Linked DNA regions of Homo sapiens: region 1 is linked to region 2. The links are chromatin loops, found by intact Hi-C in ENCODE. Cell type or tissue: chondrocyte. All regions are shown on one strand. Links, peaks and the distances in the headings refer to the core of each region. The heading gives the core; the rest is flanking DNA.

Region 1 (8,341 bases), core at 210-8,209, 630 kb before region 2:
GAGATAGATCTGGGGAAGGGACTGAGGGGAGTATAGAAGGAGAGGAAGATATACAAGGGGGAGAAACAGTATCAAATACTGTCCCTTAGAGGGCTTATTTTCTAGTATGATCAAGTAATTTGGGGAAATACAGGGTTAACAAAAGACAAACATGTTCCTTTAAGGCAGTGGTCCCCAACCTTTTGGCATCAAGGACTGGTTTCATGGAAGACAATTTTTCCATGGGAGCAGGGTGAGGGGGAGGGTTTGGCGATGAAACTGTTCCACTTCAGATGATCATGCCTGCCACTCACCTTCCTGCTGTGAGGCCAGGTTCCTAACAGGCAACCAAACTGTGCTGGTCTGTGGTCCAGGGGTTGAGGCCCCCTGCTTTAAGGCATAACTTCTTGAGGCTTTTAATAGATTAACATGAATTGTGACTCTCCTAGAAGGAGAAAGTTTTGTATTTCCCAAATGTATTGGCCTATGGATTCCCCTGCCCTCCCCTCCCCTCCCCTCTCCTTCCCTACCCTTCCCTTATCTTTCCTTCCTTCCTTGGAACATCCCAAGGAAATTATTTTGGAAAAGTTTTCTTCCACTACAGCCACTTCTCTGGATTAAATCGTGACATTAACATCTTTGATTATATTCAGATGGCTATGAACACAGGATTGAATTCTCAGTGAGCCTATGTTTCATCTTTCTTTTGATCAAGCCCATTTAACTCAGAATCACAGGTCTTAATTGAGTTCTTCTGTGTGATTTGCATGGTGAGTGCTCAGTGTTTTGTAAGCCCATGGAGGAGGACAGAGCCTGGATGTGGGTGTAAGTGCAGTGGAGGAGGAGAGATCTGAGGGTTTCATAGGATGGGAGGCAGGAGACTTTCAGGGCTAGAGAGAGATCTATCAAGAAAAATCTCATGGACTTGACAAACAAGAAATGTGGAAGAGTTTTAAAACTTGATCTCTCTTCCCAAAAGAAAAGAGGGCTTCCAGCAGGGTTCCTCCCTACACCTGGGACCTGGTACAAAGTAAACACTTATAGCAACGGTATAATTATTGATGGGGAAAGAAAGAAGAGGAGGAGTGAAAAGCAGTCAAAATTTTTAGATGATAGAGGATTTAAGGTGGGTTGAGCTATTACCTTAGTATGTTCATCTGCTACAACAGAGAAAATCCCATAAAATGGGTGATTTACAAACAACAGTAATTTATTTCTGGCAGTTCTGGAGAGAAGTCCAAAATCAAGGTGCTGGCGGATTTGGTGTCTGGTGAGAGCCTACTTCCTAAGTCATAGATACCTGTCTTCTCACTGTGTCCTCATGTGATGGGAAGGGAGAGCTAGCTCTCTGGGGTCTCTCTTATAAGGCCCTAATCCTGATCGTGAGGGCTCTGCTCTCCTGACCTAATCATTTCACCAAAATGCCACCTCATGATACCATCACCTTGGGGGTTAAAGTTTCAACATATGAATTTGGGGGGCTGGCATGAACATTCAGACTATAGCAACCTTGGAGAAACCATGAAGGGAGCATCAGGGGTTAGTGACTTCATGGATTTGGGGAACATTTAAAACCAGGTTCTTCAGACCCAACATTCTAAAGCCTTGAAAAGGATAGGCATCAAAAGACACAATAGCAGGTAAAATTCGGGCGTTGTTGTAGATTTGGTATAAGGGAAGAATAGGTAGGGTGAATGAATATGGGGTTAGAGATTAGAGGTAGAACATGAAAACATGGGTTATTGTGAGAAAGGGGCAGGAGGTCACAGATTGGAGGAAGGGGCAGATTTTTTTTTAAGAGCCTAGGTTCTTCTCTCACCTCCACAAAGGGGAGGCGCTGAAGTCTGAGGCCACTCTACCAAAGTCAGACTGCACTCGCTGTCCACAGGAGACTGGAGACCCTGGTGCGCGGTGGACACAGGTCAAAGCAGAAGAGGGTGTGGGGCAGAACCCAGCAATGAACTGCAGAACGATAGACCAAGGTTTCTGGAAAGATGTTAAGTGTTTCCTCAGTGTAGTGTCAGTTAATCAGAGGAAATGGGACAACTGCGGCCTTCTGATCAGAGGGATATCTGCAGGTGGCGAGATGGTCCATGTGGCACCCCAGAGTATGTTCCGCGCGCGCAGGAGTGTCAGATCCAAGGAGAGTTCTCTCTGTTAGGTTTGAGAAAGAGTAGGAGGAAGAGGTGGAGGAGGAAAAGAGAGAAGAGACACTGAATCAGAGAGAAGCAGAGAGAGAATCTGAGGGAAATGATTTACATGCAAGAGAAAGTGAAACTGAAGTGTAACCACCCACCCAAACTGCAAAAGGCAACTTCTCTTGTCCACCCACTGGAGGAAACATCTCATCTTTCTCAGGCACCTGGCCTGGCAACACTCATCCTGCTCCCATAGCCTGTCCTGCCTCCCTTAGAAGGTAGGAACAACTGAGAAAGTGGGAGTGAAGGAGATTTAAATGACTTAAAGTGCTCCACAGCTACATATTATAATTTTCCCTATACTTACACTGAACCTGTCCCTTTTGACCTATGCGTTAAGGAGTGAGAAGTAAAAAATCCTGTCCTTTAGGCCTTACTCTGCTTCTTTTCTGGGTTTCAGAGTCCTTAAATGTAAAATGAGGAAGTAAAAATAAACTGTCTTTAGGGTTCTTCCCAGTGTAATGTTTTATATTTCTAATAATACTATCATTTAATGAGTGAATACTCTGCGAAAAATGACTAATATATCTTAACTTGAATCCTGAAAACAATCTCAAAAGTGGATATTGTGATCCATAGATGAATTAAGTAAGATTGTGTCTCTTTCTGACTTTTCCCACCCTGCAAACCTCTGTCTTCACAGATGAACCCCCAACCTGTTACACAGTCATACATCACTTAGTGACGGGGACATGCTCTGAGAAATGCGTCCTTGTGTGAACATCATAGAGTGCATTTACACAAACCCGGATGGTATAGCCTACTGCACGCCTTGGCTATATGATGCAATCTATTCCTCCTCGGCTTCAAATCTGGACAGCATGTTACTGTACTGAATGCTGTAGGCAATTGGAACACAGTGGGAAGTGTTTGTAGCTCTTAACACATCTTAACATAGAAACAGTACAATAAAAATATAGTATAAGAGATAAAAAATGGTACACCTGTATAGGACACTTACCATGAATGTGGCTTGTAGAACTCGAAGTTGCTCTGGGTGAGTGAGTGAGTGGGTGCAGGTGACCGTGAAGGCCTAGGACATTACTGTACATCACTGTAGACTCTATAAACACTGGACACTTAAGCTACACTAAACTTACTTAAAAATATTTTTCTCTCTTCATTAATAAATTAACCTTAACTTACTGTAATTTTTTTATTTTATACAATTTTAAATTTTTGACTTTTTTGTTAATAACACTTAGCTGAAAACACACATTGTACAGCTGTACAAAAATATTTTATTTATATCCTTATTTGATAAGCTTTTTTAATTTTTAAATTATTTTATTTTACTTTTTAAACTTTTTAAAAAAATTATGACACAAATACACACATTACTTTTGGCCCACACAGGGTCAAGATAATCAATATCACTGGCTTGCACCTCCACATCTTATCCCACTGGAAGGTCTTCAGGGGCATGGAGCTGTCATCTCCCTATGAGGACGATGCCTTCTGGAAGAGGTCCTGAAGGACCTGCCTAAGGCTGCTTTACAGTTCACTTTTTAAACAAGTAGAAGTAGTGCACTGTAAGACAACAATAAAAAGTATAGTGCAGTAAACACATAAACTACATAAACTATACATAACTATACATAAACTATACATAAAAGTATAGTGCAGTTTAGTATATGTATAGGTACAGAGCACTATACATAAAAGTATAATGCAGTAAATACATAAACTACATACAAAAACTGTTACTCCAGTAACAGTTGTTTATTATCATTATTAAATATGTACTATACGTAGATGTATGTACTCTACTTTTATATGACTGGCACGCAGTGTTTGTTTACACGAGCAATCAACACAAACATGCAAGTAAACGTGAGTAATGCATTGTGCTACCACATTACCATGGCTACGACGTCACTAGGTGATAGGAATTTTCCAGCTCCATTATAATCTTACGAGACTGTGGTATATGCGGTCCATCCTTGATCAGAATATTGTTATGCAGCTCAAGACTGTACTCCTAATGACCACCAGGTGGCAGCCTATACCCATTCTTTAATCTCACAGTTACATAGGTGGAAATCTCAGATTAGCCCACTGCCCAGGAGGTTGTCTAACCCAGACTGATGAATTAACCCAATTATGGAGTATCTGGACAACCCCTGTTTGTCTGATTTGTATCACAGGAGATTGAACGAATTTAGGAGCTGAATAAGCAATCGAAGATTTCTTCCTTTTATTTTTTTGGATTTCTTTTTCGTCTTTGGAGACAGGGTCTCCCCAGGGCCCAGGCTGGAGTGCAGTGGCACAGTGATGGCTCACTGCTGCTTCGACCTCCTGGGCTCCAAAGATCTTCCAACCTCAGCCTCTCGAGTAGCTGGGACTAGGCACCACCACCATGCCTGGCTAATTTTTTTGTAGAGACAGGATCTTACTTAGTTGCCCAGGCTGGTCTCAAACTCCTGGGCTCAAGCAATTCTCCCCCCTCAGCCTCCCAAAGTGCTGGGATTACAGGTATGAACTACCACCATGCCCGGCCAGATTGCTCATTTTAAATTAAACAGTTTTCAGGGTTGAATAGAATTTCAAAAGGTTAAGGAGTAAAAAGTAGTCTGTACTCACAGAGAGATTTGAGTGAGCATAAATACCAAGATGGAAAAGTATAGGGTATGTTTGGGAAAAATCAAGTAGCTCAGCATGGCTATACTGTGAGTTGTGTTATGAGAAAGAGTGAGTGGAACCTAAGATAATTAACCTAAATTAAGTTTAGATCTAAGAAATCTTGAATACCATATTTTGGGTTATGAAATTTGTTTTAACTTTAACAGTTTTCCTTTGAAATAGAGAACTTCTGTACACCTGTCACTCTGACTTAAAATTGTTAATATTTTGCTTTATTATAATGTATTTTTTCCCAACATTTTGAGAATCAGTTGTAGATATTATGCCCCTTTGCCTCTTAAAATTAAAGACAATAATTTTCATAACTATAGTATAATTATCAAAATTTTAAAAATAACATTGATACAATCATCTAGTTTACAGACTTTATTGTTTTCCAAATAATATGTAGGATCACACACTGCATATAGTTTTCATGTCTCTTTTGTCTCCTTAAATCTGAAATTCTTTCTCTACTTTTCTTTATCTTTCATGGAAATTGAATTTTTTTCCTTTCCAATTTTTGTTTTAGGTTCAGGGGTACATGTTACATGGGTAAATTGGGTGTTGCGGGGTTTGCTGTACACATTCTTTCATCACCCAGGTAATGAGCATAGTACCTAATGGGTAGTTTTCTGATCCTCACCCTCCTCCCACTCATTACCCTCAAGTAGACCCAAAGTTGCTTCCTGCTTTGTGTCCATGGTGTACTTGATGTTGATATTTTTAAAGAGTATAGTCCTTCTATTCTGTAGAGCATCTCTCAATTTGATTTGTCTGCAGTTCATGTGATTCAATCTGCGTTAGACAATTTTGTCAGGATTACTACATGTGATGATGTCTCCCCAGTGCATCACATCAGGAAGTATGTAGTATCAGTTTTCCTATTATTGGTAATATAATGTGGTATTCTTTTTTTCCACTGTAAATTTATAATTTTCCTTTTTAAATTAAAAAGTACTTTTAAATATTTTCAAACTATGTCAATATCCTATTCCTTATTAAGCTTTCAACTCTCACCTACTAGTTTTGGTATTTTATCTTCTTAAGAGTTGGGAGTCATCAAAAATATATTGAGCTGGATAGGATAAAATCAGAACCATGTTTAGAAATGTCACCCTAGAAACTGTGAGTGTGTGATTTTACTATCTTCAACTCTGACACATTGTAGACCTTCCTTTTTTTTTTTTTTTTTTTTTTGGTTTGTTTTATTTTTTGAGATGGAATCTCGCTCTGGCTCCTAGGCTAGAGTACAGTGGTGCGATCTCAGCTCACTGCAACCTGTGCTTCCTGGGTTCAAGCAAATCTCCTGCCTCAGCCTTCCGAGTAGCTGGGATTACAGGCGCCTGCCACCACACCCAACTAATTTTTGTATTTTTAGTAGAAACGGGGTCTCACCATGTTGGCCAGGCTGGTCTCGAACTCCTGACCTCAAGTGATCTGTCCGCCTCAGCCTCTCAAAGTGCTGGGATTACAGGTGTGAGCCACCGCACCCAGCCTAGGCCTTCCTTTTGTCTGGGACTCTGGTACCCAAGTTCTGACCTGCTCCAGGTAATCTTTTAACCTTGAGTCTAGCACATACGAATCTTGGTAGATTGGTGATGTCCTCCTATCAGGCCAGTGCAGCCCAGGCTCAGATCACACATTTTGGATGGATTTGTTCCTTTGGGCAGATTCCCTTGTGCAAGGAACAACCAGCACAATCATAAGTGCAGAGACCTAACAGCTCTGGATTAAATTTGGAAAACATTAGAATATGGGAGAAAAGAAACATACATTAAGCTCTTCCAACTCACCCATCTCTCTTCTGGTTGTTTCTCTGTACATCCTCTCGTGTAAATCTCACAGCAACCCTTCAAGGCAGGCACTAGCATTCCAATTATACAGATGAAGAAACTGAGGTTCAGGAGTCTCTGTAGAAGGCCACGATTTAAAGCTTGATGTCTCTGATTCTGAAACCTATATGCATTATATACGCTACTTTATAATCCATTGATTGCAGTGACAATACTAACATTGGCTTGTCACTGACATACCAGCTTTTTAAATACACATTTTCCTCACATTCTCATGACAAGTTGTGGGAAATGGAGAGCAGATGCCAATTGTCTCATTTGACAGATGAAAATCAATGCCCACACAGCTAGTGGGAAAATCAAGCCTTTTGACTTTTAGTCAAGAGATCTGTGTAATTTTATCATGTGCCCTTTTAGGGCACGTGTGGATTTAGAGGAGTGAGGGAGAAGAGATAAGGAGAGAAATCTGTAGGGGTGGAGGACATCAGCAGGAGGAAATCTGTACAATCAAGATGGTTTCCTGAACGTGAGCTGTGGGGCTGCCCAGTGATGCCCGCAGGCTTCAGGATGCAGGACACATCTGCACCCCTGGTTCCTCTTGCCAGAGCCCAGGAGATTGGCAGGAACCCTAGGGAAGACCCAGTTCTGGGTGCAGGGCAGATGCTGAGCAGCTGAGCAAGCAGAACTCTGCAGGCGGGCGTTGGGGGTTCTCCTCTAGCTAACTTGGGTTTCCAGAGGCCTGAGAGCACAGCTTCCATATCTTCCTCCTTTGGGAGGAGGAAAGCTGGCTTCTCTTGCCTCTGACTCCCAGTGGTTCTCAAGGCCCCAGTGGGAGGTATTTGCCTGGGAAAAACAGAGCTGAAAGAGCAACAGAACCTCAAAGTATGAAGGAAAAGGAGAAACTGGCTTCTCCTCTGCTTTTTCTTAGAAGACAAGAGGCAGTTAGGGTAGGGCCAGAATGATTTTGCGAGTCCTTGAAGGGGAGAGGAAAGGTTAAAAGCCACAGGGAAAATTAACTCTGAGGGTAAAGAAAAGGATCCCCAGTGTATCCCTACATGTCTACCTACTCTCTGCAATAACAGACAGACATCTGAGTGGGACTGGCTTATGTTTGTCATAAAGAAAGATTTCTATGGATCTCCAAGATTTTCTGACAACGGGAGGGATGCGATGATGCCTGGAGGGGCCGTGTGTTCCATAGGGAGGCAGTGACTAGAGAATGGCCTGTCTGGGTTTGACTCCCTGCTCTGTCATTAACCTGCTATTTGAATTTGGGCAAGTTACACATCCTTGAAGCCTTCGCCTTCTCATGTAACACGAGACGATCATAGTGGCGACCTCAAAGTGATGTGCAAGTGAAATGAGGGAGTATGTAAAGCTTAGTATATCATCTAGTACTTAAGAAAGGAGCAGAGACTTTAGCTGTTGTCACATTTGTCACTTACAGTGAAAGAGCATTGGGTTGAGGGTGAGGAAACCTGGTTTCTATTTGTTTCTTTCTGTATATCCAGCTCTTTCCTCGGCAAACAATATCTTCTTCTTTTCCCCCATATGTCCTCTGGTAAAGAGACAGTATTGCATAAGATCCAAATTCTATTTTAACTTCTGATAGTAACTCACATTTTGAGCAAATGCAAATTACTTTACCACTCTGAGCCTCAGTTTCCCCATATATAAATGGAGAGGATAATAGCTATTTGGAGTTGTGGATTATTAGCACAGTGTTTAGAGTCAGACAAGCCTGGA
Region 2 (8,341 bases), core at 85-8,084:
TTGTATTCCCTCAATTTCTTGTCATGTAGCCCTCTCCAAAAGATAATTTAAAACATGACCACTGGATTCCATCAAGCTGAGTGAATAAGAAAGTACCCAAGATAAAAGCCAGTCTTTTTGTAACCTAATCTAAGAAACATCATCCCATCACTTTTGCCATATTTTATTTGTTAGAAGTAATTCACTATATCAACCCTATACTCAAAGGGTGGGGATTACACAAGTGAATAAACCAAGAGGTAAAGACTATTGGGGGCCATCTTAAAGGCTGCCTATCCTGTGGGCTTAGCCTCTTTATTTTACAAATGAGGAAACTGAGGCCAAGAGCTCATGGCCCTCCACTAGGGAGTTGTTCAATGTAAACACTCATTATACCCATTTCAATTAACAGTATAAAAAATTGTGTTCAATTTTTAGAAAACAAAAATGAGTGACTCTACATATAATTAATACTCAAAGTTGATTTCTCAAGAGAGATTACTTTCAAGAATAACAAGAGATGGAAGTTTACCAAGAGTTTCTTCTCTCTACTGTTGCCAATAAACCAGGTAAAGTCAATGGATGACAAGAATTCCAAATCCGGGACAAATTCATTAACAGAGAAATGAATGAGATGTTTGGAAAGATAGAAAAACGTGTTCCATGTGGTGAGAGATGACTTCTCACTTTTCTGCCTGATGCTAACATCTCCTCTAGCTCCCCCACCAAGTTTATATCTACATCTAGCCCCAGAAGAATGAGGGGCTTCCAGACTCCAACTCAGTAAGGAGAAGTTCCAAGTTTATTTGCCAGCAGGTCAGCAGGACCTCTCTTCCTACTACCTATCCCACTAATAACCAAGTCCTTACCACTCCTCAGCTCCCAGGGCCCTGTGGGTTTTCTGTAGGAAAATAAACCTAAGAGACAGTGTTGTCTTCAAACTTTCTCTTGCCTCATCCCCATTTTTTCCTCCAAATCTTGTATCTCATTTCAGTGTTCTACTTCTCTGCAAACCACATCCAATGTTCCTTCTATACTTCACCTTTATTTGAAATAGAATTGCCCCTATTAATAGAGGCATGAGGCAGACAAATGCCAAGGTAGATAGGGGCGGATCCCCAATGAAACCCCACCTTCAAGCCAAAGACAGTTTAAAGCCCAAAATCCAAGCTACAAGTGAAATCCACAGACCAGATTGAGAACCTGCCTTCCTGTTTGGTGCACTTTCCTCTGATTGATCTCCACCATTCACCTATTTTATATATGCCTACCCTTCCCTAATTGGTTTTTATAACACTATCGTGCCCACCTTTGAGTGATGCCTCTTTTTTTTTACTTTTTTTCGTACTCACAAACCAATCAGCATGCACTCCCCTATTCTGAGCCCATAAAAGCCCCGGACTTAGGCACATGGGGAGAGAGACAACCCAACTTCAGATGAGAGACCATCTTCCCATAGCATCTCCACCAAGAGCTGTTTTGTTGCTCAATAAAATTCTCCACCGTCATCACCTTCAATGGTGGGCATATCCTCATTCTTCTTGGGCATGGGACAAGAATTTAGGAACTGCTAAACAAGGGTATGAGTTATAACACAGGCGGGCAGGGGCACACCTGGCCCAGCCACAGGCTGAGCCAGTGCACAAGCCAAGCATGGCCCTGGCGGGTTGAGTGGGCGGGCTCTCTTCTGCGGCAGGTAGTGTGGCCAAGGAAGGCCCAGGCAGGGGTATCACCAGCTGGAGGTCCCCAGCTTGTTGCAAAGTGACCAAGAAAAATCCTGTGTCACTATTGCCCCATTACCTTTCATCCCTAGCCCCTCACCATGTTGCCTCTTTTGAGGTAACAGAGATGCAGAGATATCACCTTCTCTGAGAGGAGTTTATTCCCAACACTCACTCCAAATCATCCCCATTGACATCCATGGCACCATTAACCTTTCACTCTTTGAGACTAAACACTTTGAAGTCATCCCTGACTCTTCCCTACTATCTGTCACCCACTCCTGTTGTCTCTTCCCTTAGAATCCCTCTTGGATTCACTCTACTCCTGTATTTCAACAGCCCTCACATAGTCCACATGTCAAATGTGACCAACTGTCAGAGACTGCAGGAAATGGTCACACATTCTTTGCCTCCCTACAGCCACCCTCTTTGGTAGTGACCTTCTACACTGACTCTGGAATTGGCCATGTGGCTTGCTTTGGGCAATGTGACACCAGCAAACATAATGCGAGCAGAAACTCAAAAAACGTATCCTCTGACCACCATGTGAACAAGCCTGGGCTAGCTTACTAGATGACAAAAGACACGTAATCCACTTGCCCCCATCATCCCACCTGACAATAGTCTCACATACACACAAACCCCATGGCAGAACTCCCCAGCTGGCCACTGAGGAGGCATGGGTGAGCCTATCAAAGACCAACAGAAGAACTACCCAAACAAGCCTATGCTAAATTGCCAACCCACAAAATCATAAACTAAATAAATGATGTTGTATAAGCCATTAAGTATTAGGGTGATTTATGAATCAATGAAAATTAGCCAATACACTAACAAAAAGTAAATATATGTGGCAAACACATGGTGACCCTTGATTAAGGATCTAGGATTAAGAAGTTGAGATAAGAGAGTGTTTTCCCATGTAAGTTGAAATTGATTTGATAAAATCAGGAAGTTGAACCTGGTTTCTTCTCATGTATGGTCACAGACTACAGGAAGTTATCAAGGAAATAAGCTCTAAACAGGAGGCCAACTGAGGCAGAACTATTTCTTTTTCTTCTGGAGCATTCAATGCTCTCCCCACTGGGCAACTGGCTTCCAAGGTGAGACTCAGATGGGGATACTGACCTGGTGGATTTTGAAATTCTAGTCCCAAGGACCCTGACTTGAATGCATATTCTATGTGAAATAAGATTGTAAAGTCTCCAGAAAAGCTCAAAAGTCACTTGTGGCCTGAAGTCCCACACTCTCGTCGGGAGCATTTCTGGGCCACCCTTCTCCAAGGACTCTGTCCCCTGATAATAAAATTATCAGATGGTATATAAGAGAGGTGCCTAGAGCTGCCCACTCTGAATATGTATTTCTCAAAAAGTTCAGAAAATGGGCAGGAGGGCCAGGTGCAGTGGCTCACGTCTGTAGTCTCAGCATTGGGAAGCCGAGGTGGGTGGATTGCTTGAGTGCAGGAGTTTGAGACAGCCTGGGCAACATGGTGAAACCCCGTCTCTACTAAAAATACAAAAAAAAATTAGCTGGCCAGGCGCAGTGGCTCATGCCTGTAATCCCAGCACTTTGGGAGGCCAAGGCAGGCATGAGGTCAGGAGTTCAAGACCAGCCTGGCCAACATGGTGAAACCCCATCTCTACTAAAAGTACAAAAATTAGCTGGATGAGGTGGCAGGTGTCTGTAATCCCAGCTACTCAGGAGGCTGTGGCAGGAGAATCACTTAAACCCGGGAGGTGGAGGTTGCAGTGAGCCGAGAGCGTGCCACTATACTCCAGCCTGGTTGACAAGAGTGAGATTCCGTCTCAAAAAAAAAAAAATCAGCCAGGTGTGGTTGTGCACGCCTGTAATCCCAGCTACTTCAGAAGCTGAGGCAGGAGAATCACTTGAACCTGGGAGGCAGAGTTTGCAGTGAGCCAAGACCATATCATTGCACTTGAGCCTGGGCTACAAGAACAAAACTCCATCTCAAAAAAATAAAATATAATAAAATTAGCAGGGCATGGTGGCTCAGCTACTGTGGTCCCAGCTACTGAGGAGGCTGAGGTGGGAGGATTGCTTGAGCCCAGAAGGTGGAGGCTGCAGTGAGCCAAGATGGCACCACTGCACTCCAACCTGGGTGACAAAGTAAAAAAAAAGAAGAAGAAGAAAAGAAAATAGGCAGGAGGAGGATGTACCCATCTGCTTACTTCCCAAACTGAGTCAGTCTTGAGTGAATGTTTTTCTTTCCTTTCACCAAACCCCATAGACACACAATTTATGAGCCAGGTTAAGGTAAACAAATGCTGTATCTGCCAACAATATGCAGTCTCATATTAAGCACTAGCACACTGCATTAGTAGCTTGCAAATTTATCCCATCTTCCATTTCAAAGTTATTATGATGTGAAAATAATTCCTGTATAAGGCATCCATGGGAACTGTGGAATGGGAGGTGGGGGCTGAGGACCTAGGACATTGCTTTTAGCATGTCTACGTGTAGACGGGACCAAATTCTCAGGTCATAGACTCAATATTCCAGAGATAATCTGGGTAAATGGCTCCCTCTAGTGGGACATATTATTTTTGCAACGTCTCACACACACCACGTGTTAAGAAATTCTTGAAAGGACTTAAATTCTCACGCAGTGGAATCACTGTCCAGGAATGATCTAAACAAACACTTCCCTCTAGTGGAGACTTTTTTCTTTAGAAAATGTCAAACACTGAAGGGGAGTACTCACAGATTAATAAACTCTGCCTAAATACAATTGCCAAGGAGGAGCCTTAAGGGCACTCAATAAAAATTAAAATATCACCAGGCATGGTGGCTCACACCTGTAATCTCAGCACTTTAAGACACAGAGGCCGGCAGCTCAGTCAAGATCAGGAGTTTGAGACCAGCCTGACCAACATGGTGAAAACTTGTCTTTATTTTTTTTAATTTTAAGGAAAAATAAAGAAAAATTTAAAATATAAAAATAAAATTATTAAAGAAAATTGTTATAATTGACCATACATCTGCTCTTTCCACATCACACCTCAAGTAGGAAGGACAATAACTTGGAATTTTCTTTTCCTCCCTTTGTAATAATGTGTGCCAAGGTCTTCTATGAGGAGGAGGAGGACAATGGAGCTCAGAACTGCTGTAATTTGCAATGCTGTTTTAACATGTGTAAAGTAATTTTTGTTTTTATCCTCAAAAGGCAGCACCTTCTGGGTGGTGGGGATATGGATGAAGGAAGAAGAAAGGGGGGAAATAAAGGCTAAAGAAGAACTGAAGAGGGAAAGAAAGGAAAGGAACAAAAAAAATGGGAAGGCGAGAAGGAAGAAGGTGGGAGGGAGAGGAAATTAGGAACCCCGTAACCTCGAGGCTGCCATTTACAAATAGATTTTAAGGTGTTTTCAAAGGAAGGGTTCTCACAAATTACGCTGTACTTGGAAATTTCCTTGTAAGTACAAGATTTTTAAATATATTATTGAAATATGAAACTTGATTTGTGAAGACACAAAACTTTTTTTAACTTCTATTTAAAAGGTGAACATATGGATATGACCTGGCCAGATAGGTTGGATGCTTGGAACAAATCTAATGAGCAAAATTGTATTTCCAGATTTCAGTATTTCTAAGACCATCCATGGTTTCTAGATATAAGAATTGAGGCCGGGCACAGTGGCTCACACCTGTAATCCCTGCACTTTGGGAAGCCAAGGTGAGTGGATTACTGGAGGTCAGAAATTTGATACCCGCCTAGTCAACATGGTGAAACCCCATCTCTACTAAAAATAAAAAATAAAAGTTAGCTGGGCATGGTGGCGCATGCCTGTAATCCCAGCTGCTCGGGAGGCTGAGGCAGGAGAATCGCTTGAATCCAGGAGGCAGAGGTTGCAATGAGCTGAGATCGTGCCACTGCACTGTAGGCAACAGAGAAAGACTCCGTCTCAAAAAACAAAAAACAAAGAAAGTGTTATCAAAATCCCAAAATAGCAGAACTTGAGTAATTGGCATATGCGGATTCACTACAATCTTCTCTGTTCTGCCTGTCTGTAAAAAATGTTTAATTTTTTAACGTGTAAACATAAAATGGGTGGTGCTCAAATCAAATCACTAACTTTTTTGGTATCAGGTTTGATATACTTTCTAAATAAAAAGGGAACAGAGACAGACTTCAGCAGCCCTGATGAAGTAAAGCAATCACAGATCAAAGTCGGAAACATTTAAATGGCCACAGGCCAAAAATCAGTAGCCATTAGGCTTGTTTTTAGTTTAGTTTTAGAGAAAAGTTTAAAGCCTTAAAGCAAACGTGGCTTGAGTTCTTGGCCATTCTATTCATTGTATCTTGAAATCATGGTGATCTAAGAAACACTAAAATCTACAGATATATTTGCTCATCAGATTTGTCCCAAGCATCCAAACTGTCTCGCCAGGTCACATCCATATATTCATCTTTTAAGTAGGCATTTCAAAAGAAAAATTTCGCACCTTTACAAATAAAGTTTTACGTCTCAATAAAATGCTTTAAAAATTTATATTCAGAAGAGAATTTCCAAATAGAAAGCAATTTCTGGGAATCAATCCTCTGAACACCTTTAAATCAATTTGTACACAACAGTTTCAAGATTAGAGTCTCTCTCTCTCTCAATCTCTCTCTACCCCACCCCCCAAAAGAACTTTTCAACATCTTTCTAAGCTGAAAAGAGACAAGAAACTCCTTTTTGTTTCTGACAAAAGCAATTTTAAGGTGATTAAAGTAGCATGTTCCCAATATTTTTAAATGTGCATCATTCTCAGCTGGTGTTTATGTGAGAAAACTTCATATTTCATTCCAAAAACTCCAGACATTTCAACAAAAGCATTGTATAGTCTTGGGTTACATTCTAAATACACAGAGAGATAATTTGAAATAGGCGTCCTGAGAAAGAATGTGCGTATTGAATGTTGCTGGCTAGAAGACAGGCTATGTTGTTACATACAACGCAACTGTTTGTTAACAACCATGTTAATTGATGATCAGGTGTGATGTTTTAAGCATTTTCTATCCAAACATAATAGCTTGTTATTTATGATAACATGTTACTTTATTATGTTTTAGGCAATTGGTTGAAGGTTTAGGGTAGACATGTATCACATAATATTTTTTACCACTCAAAGTGATGAGAAATAGGTTCCCAGGTAGCATATTCACACAGAACATCTGATTTTCATGAACAGATTATTGATATTAAACAGGAGATGGCTATGTAAGGATTCAGATATCTCAACACAGCATTGGAAGCCTGAAGACAACAAAACAATACCTTAGAAATTCTAAAGAAACATTAATTCCATCTAGACTACTATACCCAGCCAACTCTCAATCAAGTACAAAAATAGAATACTTTTTTCAGATGTGCAAAGTACCAAAAATTGTATTCCACCATCCAATAGCACATGGAGCTACTGAAGTGTATACCCTCCCAAAACAAAAGTAAGCTAAGAAAGAGAAAGACATTGGGTCCAAGAAACAGGAGCTCTGATTAAAAGAGAGATGAAAGACATCTCCAGACACCCCAGATAGAAGCTATGCTGAAGGCTGGAGAAAAATCAGTCCAGAGGGCAGCCTATAGACACCCACCTTCCACATACTACCCTCCACCAAATACACCACAAACACCCATAGGCCCATCACACTTAAACTACACACAATTCACACCTCACTCATGGCAATACACACTACACACAGGCTACAGGCTTGGTCCCCAGAGTCTGTGACTAATAGAAATATTGGACATTCTTTGTCAGGTCTCAAGTTTAAGAAAAGACTGTCTTTCTCGATTCCAAAATCAAAACAGACCTCTGATGACCTTCCAAGCCAGAGGTCCCCTCCTTCAGTGGGGCAATTCCTCAAGAGCCTCTTTCTACTTCACACACACTCTGAGAGCATCACCCCCACTTTCAGGGGTCACCTAGCCCTTCAGTCATTCAGCCAACCATCCACATCTCCACCTATCCATCTTCTGTTCATCTGGCCAATTGCCCATCCATTTATGTGCCTATATGTCCACCAATCAATCAAGTTGACCACCTATCCTGGACTTGTCAGGGTAGTTTTCAGACCCACAAAGAGCCTTAACACAAACTCCTTTCTAGGGAGCTGATGTTCCACCTTCATTTCACATCCCTGTGAATGAAGCAGGAGAGCTACCCCTGGAGGAGAAAGCCTGGCTCAGTTTCTCTGTCCTTAGGCCCAGAGGCCTGAATTTTTTCCCAGAATGTTTTTGATCCAAGGTTGGATGAATCCACAGATATGGAACCCATGGATGTGGAGGTTGACTATATATATATGCACACAGTCATCCCTCGGTATCCATGGGGGAATGAGTCCAGGACTCCCTACAAATACCAAAATCCAAGGATGCTCAAGTCCCTACATAAAATGGTGTAGGATTTCCAGATAACCTATGCACATCCCCCATATGCTTTAAATCATCTCTAGATTACTTATAATACCTAATACAATGTAAATGCTATGTAAACAGTTGTTATACTCTACTGGTTTTTCCATTTGTATTATTTTTTACTGTTGTCTTGCTATTTTTCTTTTTTTTCCAAATATTTCTAATCTGCTGCTGGTTGAATCTACAGTTGCAGAGCCCATGGATCCTGAGGGCTGAATACATCTA

What was found. Hi-C counts contacts between places; a loop is a spot of excess contacts. Peaks named below come from ENCODE experiments on the same cell type or tissue, not always from the same donor. Only the 100,000 strongest peaks of a DNase experiment are listed, where the experiment ranks them.
Region 1: a loop joins it to region 2, with 3.0 times the contacts of the local background. A loop is called at or near these places in 17 of 110 quality-filtered maps.

Annotation. Positions count from the first base shown.
Region 1 is chr12:54,989,251-54,997,591 of GRCh38, forward strand. The region is part of intron 1 of LOC107984515 (a long non-coding RNA gene); the gene reads left to right. Among named protein-coding and RNA genes, the nearest start is that of TESPA1, 8.7 kb to the left of the region's middle. RefSeq lists enhancers at 1,963-2,152, 2,813-2,862. In chondrocyte, for the core only: a CTCF peak has its summit at 4,171 (motif pointing right); no DNase peak of the experiment used is centred there.
Region 2 is chr12:55,615,549-55,623,889 of GRCh38, forward strand. No RefSeq gene overlaps it. Among named protein-coding and RNA genes, the nearest start is that of OR10P1, 17 kb to the right of the region's middle. In chondrocyte, for the core only: CTCF peaks have their summits at 4,030, 4,267 (motif pointing left) and 4,470; a DNase peak (open chromatin) is centred at 1,652.